Regions from separate parts of the Homo sapiens genome. Here region 2 is linked to region 1. A link is an interaction called in ENCODE POLR2A ChIA-PET data of the cell type or tissue named here. Cell type or tissue: GM12878. All regions are shown on one strand. Links, peaks and the distances in the headings refer to the core of each region. The heading gives the core; the rest is flanking DNA. Region 1 overlaps SFI1 (SFI1 centrin binding protein). Region 2 overlaps SFI1 (SFI1 centrin binding protein).

The links. Peaks named below come from ENCODE experiments on the same cell type or tissue, not always from the same donor. Only the 100,000 strongest peaks of a DNase experiment are listed, where the experiment ranks them.
Region 2: POLR2A ChIA-PET joins it to region 1 with 8 read pairs; 4 of 35 experiments call an interaction of 5 or more read pairs at or near these places.

Annotation. Positions count from the first base shown.
Region 1 is chr22:31,542,750-31,548,118 of GRCh38, reverse strand. SFI1 (SFI1 centrin binding protein) reads right to left here. Exons shown (of 33, transcript NM_001007467.3): 5 at 1,148-1,258. Among named protein-coding and RNA genes, the nearest start is that of SFI1, 49 kb to the right of the region's middle. RefSeq lists an enhancer at 664-723. In GM12878, for the core only: no CTCF peak of the experiment used is centred there; a DNase peak (open chromatin) is centred at 958; H3K27ac peaks cover 1,652 bases.
Region 2 is chr22:31,591,627-31,596,995 of GRCh38, reverse strand. The region is part of intron 15 of SFI1 (SFI1 centrin binding protein); the gene reads right to left. Among named protein-coding and RNA genes, the nearest start is that of MIR7109, 27 kb to the left of the region's middle. RefSeq lists enhancers at 3,545-4,353, 5,163-5,369. In GM12878, for the core only: no CTCF peak of the experiment used is centred there; no DNase peak of the experiment used is centred there.

The DNA.
Region 1 (5,369 bases), core at 265-5,264:
CCTCCCGAGTAGCTGGAACTACAGGCGCCTGCCACCACGCCTAGCCAATTTTGTTTTTTGTATTTTTTAGTAGAGACGGGGTTTCACCATGTTAGCCAGGATGGTCTCGATCTCCTGACCTCGTGATCCGCCCATCTCGGCCTCCCAAAGTGCTGGGATTACAGGCATGAGCCACCATGCCCGGCCACAATTTATTATTTTTAAAACAAGGCCGGGTGTGGTGGTTCATGCCTGTAATCCCAGCACTTTGGGAGGCCAAGGTGGCAGGATCACCTGAGGTCAGGAGATTGAGACCAGACTGACCAACATGGAGAAACCTCATCATTACACGCCATTACAGGCGTGGTGGCACATGCCTGTAATCCCAGCTACTAGGGAGGCTCAGGCAGGAGAATCACTTGAACCCAGGCGGCGGAGGTTGCAGTGAGTCAAGATGGCGCCATTGCACTCCAGCCTGGGCAACAAGAGCGAAATTCCATCTCAAAAACAAAAAAAAACAAAAAAAACAGGCCTGGCGCGGTGACTCATGCCTGTAATCCCAGCACTTCGGGAGGCCAAGGCAGGCGGATCACCTGAAGTCAGGAGTTCAAGACCAGCCCAGCCAACATGAAATAACCCTGTCTCTACTAAAACTACAAAAATTAGCCAGGCGTGATGGCACATGCCTGTAATCCCAATTACTTGGGAGACTGAGGCAGTAGAATCGCTTGAACCTAGGAGACGGAAGTTGCAGTGAGCCAAGATCGTGCCACTGCACTCCAGCTTGGGCAACAGAGTGAGACTCTGTCTCAAAACAAAACAAAACAAACAAACAAACAAAAAACCCAGAATACTTTCAGAATGAGAAATTATATAGAAATGAAAATCGGTGGGAAAATCCCATTCAAAGTATTAGCATAACCAATACATAATGGTTACCTGAATTAGAGGTGTGGGAGGTGTGTGTGTGTGTCTGTGTGCACGTGCCCAGCATGTGCATGCATGCTTGGGTTTAATTTGGAACTCTGATCTTGCTAACTCCAAAAAGGATTTGAAGAAAAACCAAAAGTGACCCAAAGTTTGCTTCTTTTGACCATAAACACGCCAACAAATAATCATCTGATAATGTGCATCAGTAAAACTGAAGGAGTGTAACATGAAACCTGACCTGTAGTGACAGTCAGCTCGAACACAGAGTTTCCACTCGTGCTGGAAAACCCACCACTCCTCTTTCCATTCTTCGAAGACCTTCCGTAGTAATCGCTGCTCATAGTAAAATCTACGGCAAAAAAAAAATCATATATATATATGATGATGTTGGAGCTAACATCTCTTCCCAAATCACATATTCTTGCCGTCTCATGAAAAAGTACAGCCGGGCGTGGTGGCTCACACCTGTAATCCCAGCACTTTGGGAGGCTGAGGCGGGTGGATCACAAGGTCAGGAGATCGAGACCATCCTGGCTAACATGGTGAAACCCCGTCTCTACTAAAAAAAAAAAAAAAAAAAAGTAAACATCGGTCGGGCGCAGTGCCTCACACCTGTAATCCCAGTACTTTGGGAGGCCAAGGCGGGTGGATCACAAGGTCAAGAGATCCTGGCCAACATGGTGAAACCGCATCTCTACTAAAAATGCAAAAATTACCTGGGCATGGTGGCACGCACCTGTAGTCCCAGCTACTCAGGAGGCTGAGGCAGGAGAATTGCTTGAACCCGGGAGGCAGAGGTTGCAGTGAGCTGAGACTGCACCACTGCACTCCAGCCTGATGACAGAGCAAGACTCCCTCTCAAAGAAAAAAAAGAAAAAGTAAACACCAAGATAGATTAAAAATAGAGGCCAGGCATGGTGGCTCATGCCTGTAATACCAACACTTTCAGAGGTCAAGGTAGGAGGACTGCATGAGGCCAGGAGTTCAAGACCAACCTGGGCAACATAGCAAGACTCCATCTAGGGCTGGATGTGGTGGCTTATGCCTGTAATGCCAGCACCTTGGGAGGCTGAGGTAGTTGGACTGCTGGAGTTCAGGACCAGGTTGGGTGACATGGTGGAACCCAATCTCTACAAAAAATAAAAAATTAGCCAGGCATAGCGGGGGCATGCTCTTGTAGTCCCAGCTACCTGGGAGGCTGAGGTGGGAGGATCGCTTGAGCCCAGGAGGGAGAGGTTCCAGTGAACTGAGATTGCACCACTGTACTCCAGCCTGGGCGAAAGAGTAAGAGCCTGTCTCAAATACATTAAAAAAAAAAAAAAAAAAAAAAAAGCTGGACACGGTGGCTCACACCTGCAATCCCAGCACTTTGGGAGGCCGAGGCAGGTGGATCACAAGGTCAGGAGTTCGAGACCAGCCTGGCCAGCATAGTAAAACCCGATCTCTACTAAAAATACAAAAATTAGCCAGGCATGGTGGTGCACGCCAGTAGTCCCAGCTACTTGGGAGGCTGAGACAGGAGAATCGCTTGAACCAGGGGGCAGAGGTTGTGGTGAGCCGAGATCGAGCCACTGCACTCCAACATGGGCAACAAAGTGAGACTTCGTCTCAAAATAAAATAAAATTAAATTAAATTAAATTAAATTAAATTAAATTAAATTAAAAACTCCATCTCTACCCAAAAAATAAGAAAAAAAAATGTGTGACAATGTCTTACTGTATTACCCAAGCTGTTCTCAAACCCTTGGGCTCAAGTAATCCTCACCTGAGCCTCCCAAAATGCTGGGATTACAGACATGAGCCACTGTACCCAGCTCTACAAATTTTTTTTTTCTTTTTTTTTTGAGACGGAGTTTTGCTCTTGTTGCCCAGGTTGGAGAGCAATGGTGTGATCTCGGTTCATCGCAACCTCTGCCTCCCGGCTTCAAGCGATTTCCCTGACTCAGCCTCCTGAGTAGCGGGATTACAGGCATGTGCCATCACGCCCAGCTAATTTTGTAATTTTAGTAGAGATGGGGTTTCTCCATGTTGGTCAGGCTGGTCTCAAACTCCTGACCTCAGGTGATCTGCCTGCCTCGGCCTCCCAAAATGCTGGGATTATATGCCTGAATCACCACATCCAGCCCCCCCTAAATTTTTTTAGTTAGCCAAGTATGGAGGCACGCACCTGTGGTGTCAGCTATTCCAGAGGCTTACGTGGGAGGATCGCTTGAGCCCCAGAGGTCAAGGCTGTAGTGAGCCGTGAATGTGTCACTGCACTCTGGTCTGTGCAACAGAGCAAGACCTTGTCTCTTAAACAATCAAAAAAACTTAAAAAGAGGGAAAATAGATATATTTGGCTTTTTCAGGTCAGAATCTCAGAGCTACTTAAACTAGAAATGAGGTTAAAAATTTTTTAATATTGATTTTACCGATTAAAGATGTTAAAGTAAAATAAAAATCTGACTTTTTTTTGGAGACAGGGTCTCGCTCTGTTGCCCAGGCTGGAATGCAGTGGTACAGTCATGGCTCACTGCAGCCTTAACATCCCAGGCTCAAGTGATCCTTCCACCTCAGCCTCCCAAATAGCTGTGACTACAGACATGCTCCACTACTATGCCTGGCTAATTTTTTATTTTTTGTAGAGGCACGGTTTCACTATGTTACCCTAGCTAGTCTTGAACTCCTGAGCTCAGGTGATCCTCCTCCCTTGGTCTCCCAAAATCTGACTTTTCAAACACCATGAAGTGAATTGAAAATTATTATTTTTAATTTTTTTCATTCACCAGAATGAAAAATATTTTTATTACTAAAAAGTAGTAATGTCTTATTTACAAACATAGGAAATTAAACTTATAAAATAAGTAAATGCCTAATAATATTCCTAGTACTTAACAGGAACACAGGATATTAATTTAGCTGAAATCTGAAGAGGGGAGTCATAACAACAGCAAAAGATGAGTAAGAGAAATTAGTCAGGAAAAAGGTAATAAGGAACACAGAAAAGCAGTGACAGATGGTGCTGATTTTTTAAAAATTTTTTTGAGACAGTCTTGCTATATCACCCAAGCTGGAGTGCAGTGGCATGATCTCTGCTCACTGTAATCTCCACCTCATGCATTCAAGTTATTCTCGTGCCTCAGTCTCTTGAGTAGCTGTGACTCCAGGCACACGCCACCCAAACGAGCTAATTTTTTGTATTTCAGTAGAGACGGGTTTTCGCCATGTTGCCCATGCTGGTCTTGCACTCCTGAGCTCAGACAATCTGCTGACCTTGGCCTCCCAAAGTGCTGGGATTACAAGCATGAGCCACCACACTGGCCTGTCAATCACTTTAAATTTCTTTTCATGGTTCTGCAGGTTACTAACATGTCACTCCTCCTAACCCACTCATAGTTTTTTTTCTTTTTTTTTTTTTTTTGAGATGGAGTCTCGCTTTGTCGCCCAGGCTGGAGTGCAGTGGCGCGATCTTGGCTCACTGCAAGCTCCGCCTCCTAGGTTCAAAGGATTCTCCTGCCTCAGCCTCCAGAGTAGCTGGGACTACAGGCGTGTGCCACCATGCCCAGCTAATTTTTGTACTTTTAGTAAAGATGGGGTTTTGCCACGATGGCCAGGCTGGTCTCGAACTCCTGAGCTCGGGTGGTCCACTGGCCTCAGCCTCCCAAAGTGCTGGGATTATAGGCATGAGCCACCATGCTCAATTCCACTCACGGTTTTTAAAAACTAGCTTACAAAGACATACATAAGGTAATTCACCTCACTATTGCTTATAATAATAATAAGAGAAGAGTGAACCACCACAAATACCCATCAAAAGAGGACAGGTTAATACAATTAATCAATGCCATGTGCTCATTTTCTATGAATGAAGCAGAGCTAAGGGTACTGAAGGGACAGATGCCTCAGAAAGTGATTAGGTGAAAAAATAAAGTCACTGCGTGGTATGTATAATATGGTATCTTTTTAAAAAAATTAGGTCACGCCTGTAATCCCAGCACTTTGGGAGGCCAAGGCGGGTGGATCATGAGGTCAGGAGATCGAGACCATCCTGGCTAACACGGTGAAACCCCATCTCTATTAAAAATGCAAAAAATTAGCCAGGTGTGGTGGCGGGCACCTGTAGTCCCAACTACTCAGGAGGCTGAGGCAGGAGAATGGCGTGAACCTGGGAGGCGGAGCTTGCAGTGAGCCGAGATGCGCCACTGCACTCCAGCCTGGGAGACAGAGTGAGACTCCGTCTCAAAAAAAAAAAAAAGAAAAAAAAAATTAAGTCAGGCACAGTGGCTCACACGTGTAATCCCAGCACTTTGGGAGGCCAAGGTGGGCAGATCCCTTGAGCTCAGGAGTTTGAGACCAGCCTGGCCAACGTGGCGAAACCCCATCTCTACCAAAAATACAAAAATTAGCTGGGCGTTGTGGTGCATGCCTGTAGTCCCAGCTACTTGGGAGGCTGAGGCACAAGAATTGCTTGAACCCAGGAG
Region 2 (5,369 bases), core at 76-5,075, 49 kb before region 1:
CAGTACTGAAGCCATTTAGAAACGGGTACCGTGTGTGCGCGTTTTCAGTACTGAAGCCATTTAGAAACGGGTACCGTGTGTGCGTGTCTTCAGTACTGAAGCCATTTAGAAACGGGTACTGTGTGTGCGTGTCTTCAGTACTGAAGCCATTTAGAAACGGGTACTGTGTGTGCGTGTTTTCAGTACTGAAGCCATTTTTTTTTTTTTTTTTTGAGATGGAATCTTGCTCTGTCACCTAGGCTGGAGTGCAGTGGTGCGATCTCGGCTCACTGCAATCTCCACCTCCTAGGTTCAAGCGATTCTCCTGCCTCAGCCTCCCGAGTAGCTGGGATGTGCGCCACCATGCCTGGCCAATTTTTGTATTTTTAGTAGAGATGGGGTTTTGCCATGTTGGTCAGACTGGTCTCCAACTTCTGACCTCAGGTGATCCACCTGCCTTAGCTTCCCCAAGTACTGGGATTACAGGTGTGAGCCACCGCGTCCAGCCTGAAGCCATTTTTGAATGAATCTTATACCAGCCCACAATACATGACTAGGTAAAGGCAAAGCTGCTCTGTCTGCAGAAGCCAGAAGAGACAAGAGATGTCCTTTCATCAGCCTCTATTTCCCGTGGCCACCACCTAAAACCATCTCCCTGGACTTCGTACTAAGGAAGCCAGAGTTCTGGCTAACCTCAAACTAGCATTCAAAGCCCTCCAGATGGATAGACAGATAGATAGAGAGAGAGAGAGATATTTATTTTGAGATGGAGTCTCGCTCTGTCATCCAAGGCTGGAGTGCAGTGGCGCCATCTCAACTCACTGTAGCCTCTGCCTCCTGGGTTAAAGTGATTCTTGTGCCTCAGCCTCCGGAGTAGCTGGGATTATAAGCATGCACCACCACGCCCCGCTAATTTTTGTATTTTTAGTAGACATGGGGTTTCACCATGTTGGCCAGGCTGGTCTGAAACTCCTGACCTCCAATGATCCACCCACCTCTGCCTCCCAAAGTGCTGGGATTACAGGCATGAGCCGCCACACCTGGCCTGAAATCCTCCAGATTAAAGATGACTGCAACTTCTCCCAATGCATGCCCCTCCATCTCACCCCTCTGTCCTAAGATAAAGTACACTGAACTTAAGGTAATTTCCAAAACTGTCATTTTACTAGTTCCATGTACCTGCTCAAATATCTTTCGAATATCTATCTATAGGGTCAGCCCAATCTCTTCAGTCTGGGCCTCCCCATCTTGCCCACTCCAGCCACCATCCTCACCCTCTCACTCACAGGAAGCCTCTCCCAGATACTTCCATGCTCAGTCTCCCTCAGCACTAGCTCTGAGCACTGGAAGAACTTGTGGCTGACATGACTGGGGACACGTGGATCTGTTCTCTTGAATTGGTTCTCAGTTGTTTCTTATCTCCTCACAAAAATTTCACCCTCCTACAAAGTCATCAAAAAGATCTTCCTCTTGATCAAGAAGAAAGCACCTGGACTTTGGAACTGGAGATGTGAATTAACCTGGCTGTACCACTTACTGGTTGTGTTACCATTTATCATTTTGAACCTGACCTCTCAGAATCACTGTGAAAAGGAAATTATTAATGAAGATAATGATGCCATGGGCAGAATGAGTTTATGTATTTGTTTTCTGTCTCCCATCACACAATGCCCAACACAGTGGCAGACATACAGTTAGTGATTAATAATTTCTTCATTACAGGCTGGGCGTGGTGGCTCATGCCTGTAATCCCAGCACTTTGGGAGGCCAAGGCGGGTGGATCACGAGGTCAGGAGTTCGAGACCAGCCTGGCCAACATGGTGAAACCCCGTCCCTACTAAAGATACAAAAAATTAGCCGGGCGTGGTGGCGCACACCTGTAATCCCAGCTACTTGGGAGGCTGAGGCAGGAGAATTACTTGAACCCAGGATGTGGAGTTTGCCGTGAGTCAAGATGGTGCCACTGCATGCCAGCCTGGGCGAAAGGACAAGACTCCAACTCAAAAATAAATAAATAAATAAATAAATAAATTATTATTATTTCTTCATTATGTCCCACCATATACTAAGAACCTGCTGTGGGCAAGTTTGTCCCTGTGGGAACTAAAAAGATGTAGATCTGCTCCTTGAGCTTTCTAATTTTTTTTTTTTTTTTTTTTTTTGAGACAGAGTCTCACTCTGTCGCCCAGGCTAGAGTGCAGTGGTGTGATCTCAGCTCACTGCAAGCTCCGCCTCCCAGGTTCATGCCATTCTCCTGCCTCAGCCTCCTGAGTAGCTGGGACTACAGTCGCCCACCACCACGCCCGGCTAATTTTTTGTATTTTTAGCAGAGACAGGGTTTCTCCGTGTTAGCCAGGATGGTCTTGATCTCCTGACCTCGTGATCCGCCCGCCTTGGACTCCCAAAGTGCTGGGATTACAGACATGAGCCACCAGGCCCGGCCTTTTTCTTTTCTTTTTTTTTTTTTTTGAGACGGCGTCTCGCCCTGTCACCCAGGCTGGAGTGCAATGATGCGATCTCAGCTCACGGCAACCTCCATCTCCCAAGTTCAAGCAATTCTCCTGCCTCAGCCTCCCGAGTAGCTGGGATTACAGGCATGTGCCACCAGACCGGGCTAATTTTTGTATCTTTAGTAAAGAGAGGGTTTCACCATGTTGGCCAGGCTGGTCTTGAACTCTTGACCTTGTGATCCGCCCGCTCCGGCCTCCCAAAGTGCTGGGATTACAGGTGTGAGCCACTGCACCCGGCCCGACCTTTGTAATTTTGTTGATGACTATCATTTCAAGACTTCAAAAAGCCAGGTCTAGCAGAACAGGAACTAAGTGTTTCGGGGAAATGACACTTAAGAATGTCTGCCAAGGTGAGGCAAGGTCCCACCGTGCTCTGATCCAGAAAGCTAATGGGCTGCTTTAATGGAGCTCTCAGTGGCTAATAATGAAGGTTACAAACAGGCTGTTTTGAAAGCCCTTGAAATAAAGATGGACACCTCCCTCTCCCTCTCCCTCTCCCTGTCCCTCTCCCTCTCCCTCGTCTCCGTCTCCCCATGGTCTCCCTCTCATGCGGAGCCGAAGCTGGACTGTACTGCTGCCATCTCGGCTCACTGCAACCTCCCTGCCTGATTCTCCTGCCTCAGTCTGCCGAATGCCTGCGATTGCAGGCACGCGCCGCCACGCCTGACTGGTTTTGGTGGAGACGGGGTTTCGCTGTGTTGGCCGGGCCGGTCTCCAGCCCCTAACCGCGAGTGATCCACCAACCTCGGCCTCCCGAGGTGCCAGGATTGCAGACGGAGTCTCGTTCACTCAGTGCTCAATGGTGCCCAGGCTGGAGTGCAGTGGCGTGATCTCGGCTCACTACAACCTACACCTCCCAGCCGCCTGCCTTGGCCTCCCAAAGTGCCGAGATTGCAGCCTCTGCCCGGCCGCCACCCCGTCTGGGAAGTGAGGAGTGTCTCTGCCTGGCCGCCCATCGTCTGGGATGTGAGGAGCCCCTCTGCCTGGCTGCCCAGTCTGGAAAGTGAGGAGCGTCTCCACCCGGCCGCCATCCCATCTAGGAAGTGAGGAGCGCCTCTTCCCAGCCGCCATCACATCTAGGAAGTGAGGAGCGTCTCTGCCCGGCCGCCCATCGTCTGAGATGTGGGGAGCGCCTCTGCCCCGCCGTCCCATCTGGGATGTGAGGAGCGCCTCTGCCCGGCCGAGACCCCGTCTGGGAGGTGAGGAGCGTCTCTGCCCGGCCGCCCCGTCTGAGAAGTGAGGAGACCCTCTGCCTGGCAACCACCCCGTCTGAGAAGTGAGGAGCCCCTCCGCCCGGCAGCCGCCCCATCTGGGAGGTGAGGAGCGTCTCCGCCCGGCAGCCACCCCGTCCGGGAAGGAGGTGGGGGGGGGTCAGCCCCCCGCCCGGCCAGCCGCCCCATCCGGGAGGGAGGTGGGGGGTCAGCCCCCCCGCCCGGCCAGCCGTGCCGTCCGGGAGGGAGGTGGGGGGGTCAGCCCCCCACCTGGCCAGCCGTGCCGTCCGGGAGGGAGGTGGGGGGGTCAGCCCCCCGCCCGGCCAGCCGCCCCGTCCGGGAGGTGAGGGGCGCCTCTGCCCGGCCGCCCCTACTGGGAAGTGAGGAGCCCCTCAGCCCGGCCAGCCAGCCCGTCCGGGAGGGAGATGGGGGGGTCAGCCCCCCCGCCTGGCCAGCCGCCCCGTCCGGGAGGGAGGTGGGGGGGTCAGCCCTCCCCCCGGCCAGCCGCCCCGTCTGGGAGGTGAGGGGCGCCTCTGCCCGGCCGCCCCTACTGGGAAGTGAGGAGCCCCTCTGCCCAACCAGCCGCCCCATCCGGGAGGGAGGTGGGGGGGTCAGCCCCCCGCCCGGCCAGCCGCCCTGTCTGGGAGGGAGGTGGGGGGGTCAGCCCTCCGCCTGGCCAGCCGCCCCGTCTGGGAGGTGAGGGGCGCCTCTGCCCGGCCGCCCCTACTGGGAAGTGAGGAGCCCCTCTGCCCGGCCAGCCGCCCCGTCCGGGAGGGAGGTGGGGGGGTCGGCCCCCCGCCCGGCCAGCCGCCCCATCCGGGAGGGAGGTGAGGGGGTCGGCCCCCCGCCCGGCCAGCCGCCCCGTCCGGGAGGGAGGTGGGGGGGTCAGCCCCCTGCCCGGCCAGCCGCCCCGTCCGGGAGGGAGGTGGGGGGGGTCAGCCCCCCTGCCCGGCCAGCCACCCCGTCTGGGAGGTGAGGGGCGCCTCTGCCCGGCCGCCCCTACTGGGAAGTGAGGAGCCCCTCTGCCCAACCAGCCGCCCCATCCGGGAGGGAGGTGGGGGGGTCAGCCCCCCGCCCGGCCAGCCGCCCTGTCTGGGAGGGAGGTGGGGGGGTCAGCCCTCCGCCTGGCCAGCCGCCCCGTCTGGGAGGTGAGGGGCGCCTCTGCCCGGCCGCCCCTACTGGGAAGTGAGGAGCCCCTCTGCCCGGCCAGCCGCCCCGTCCGGGAGGGAGGTGGGGGGGTCGGCCCCCCGCCCGGCCAGCCGCCCCATCCGGGAGGGAGGTGAGGGGGTCGGCCCCCCGCCCGGCCAGCCGCCCCGTCCGGGAGGGAGGTGGGGGGGTCAGCCCCCTGCCCGGCCAGCCGCCCCGTCTGGGAGGGAGGTGGGGGGGGTCAGCCCCCCTGCCCGGCCAGCCACCCCGTCTGGGAGGTGAGGGGCGCCTCTGCCCGGCCGCCCCTACTGGGAAGTGAGGAGCCCCTCTGCCCGGCCAGCCGCCCCGTCCGGGAGGGAGGTGGGGGGGGTCAGCCCCCCCGCCCAGCCAGCCGCCCCGTCCGGGAGGTGAGGGGCGCCTCTGCCCGGCCACCCCTACTGGGAAGTGAGGAGCCCCTCTGCCCAGCCAGCCGCCCCGTCCGGGAGGGAGGTGGGGGGTTCAGCCCCCCGCCCGGCCAGCCGCC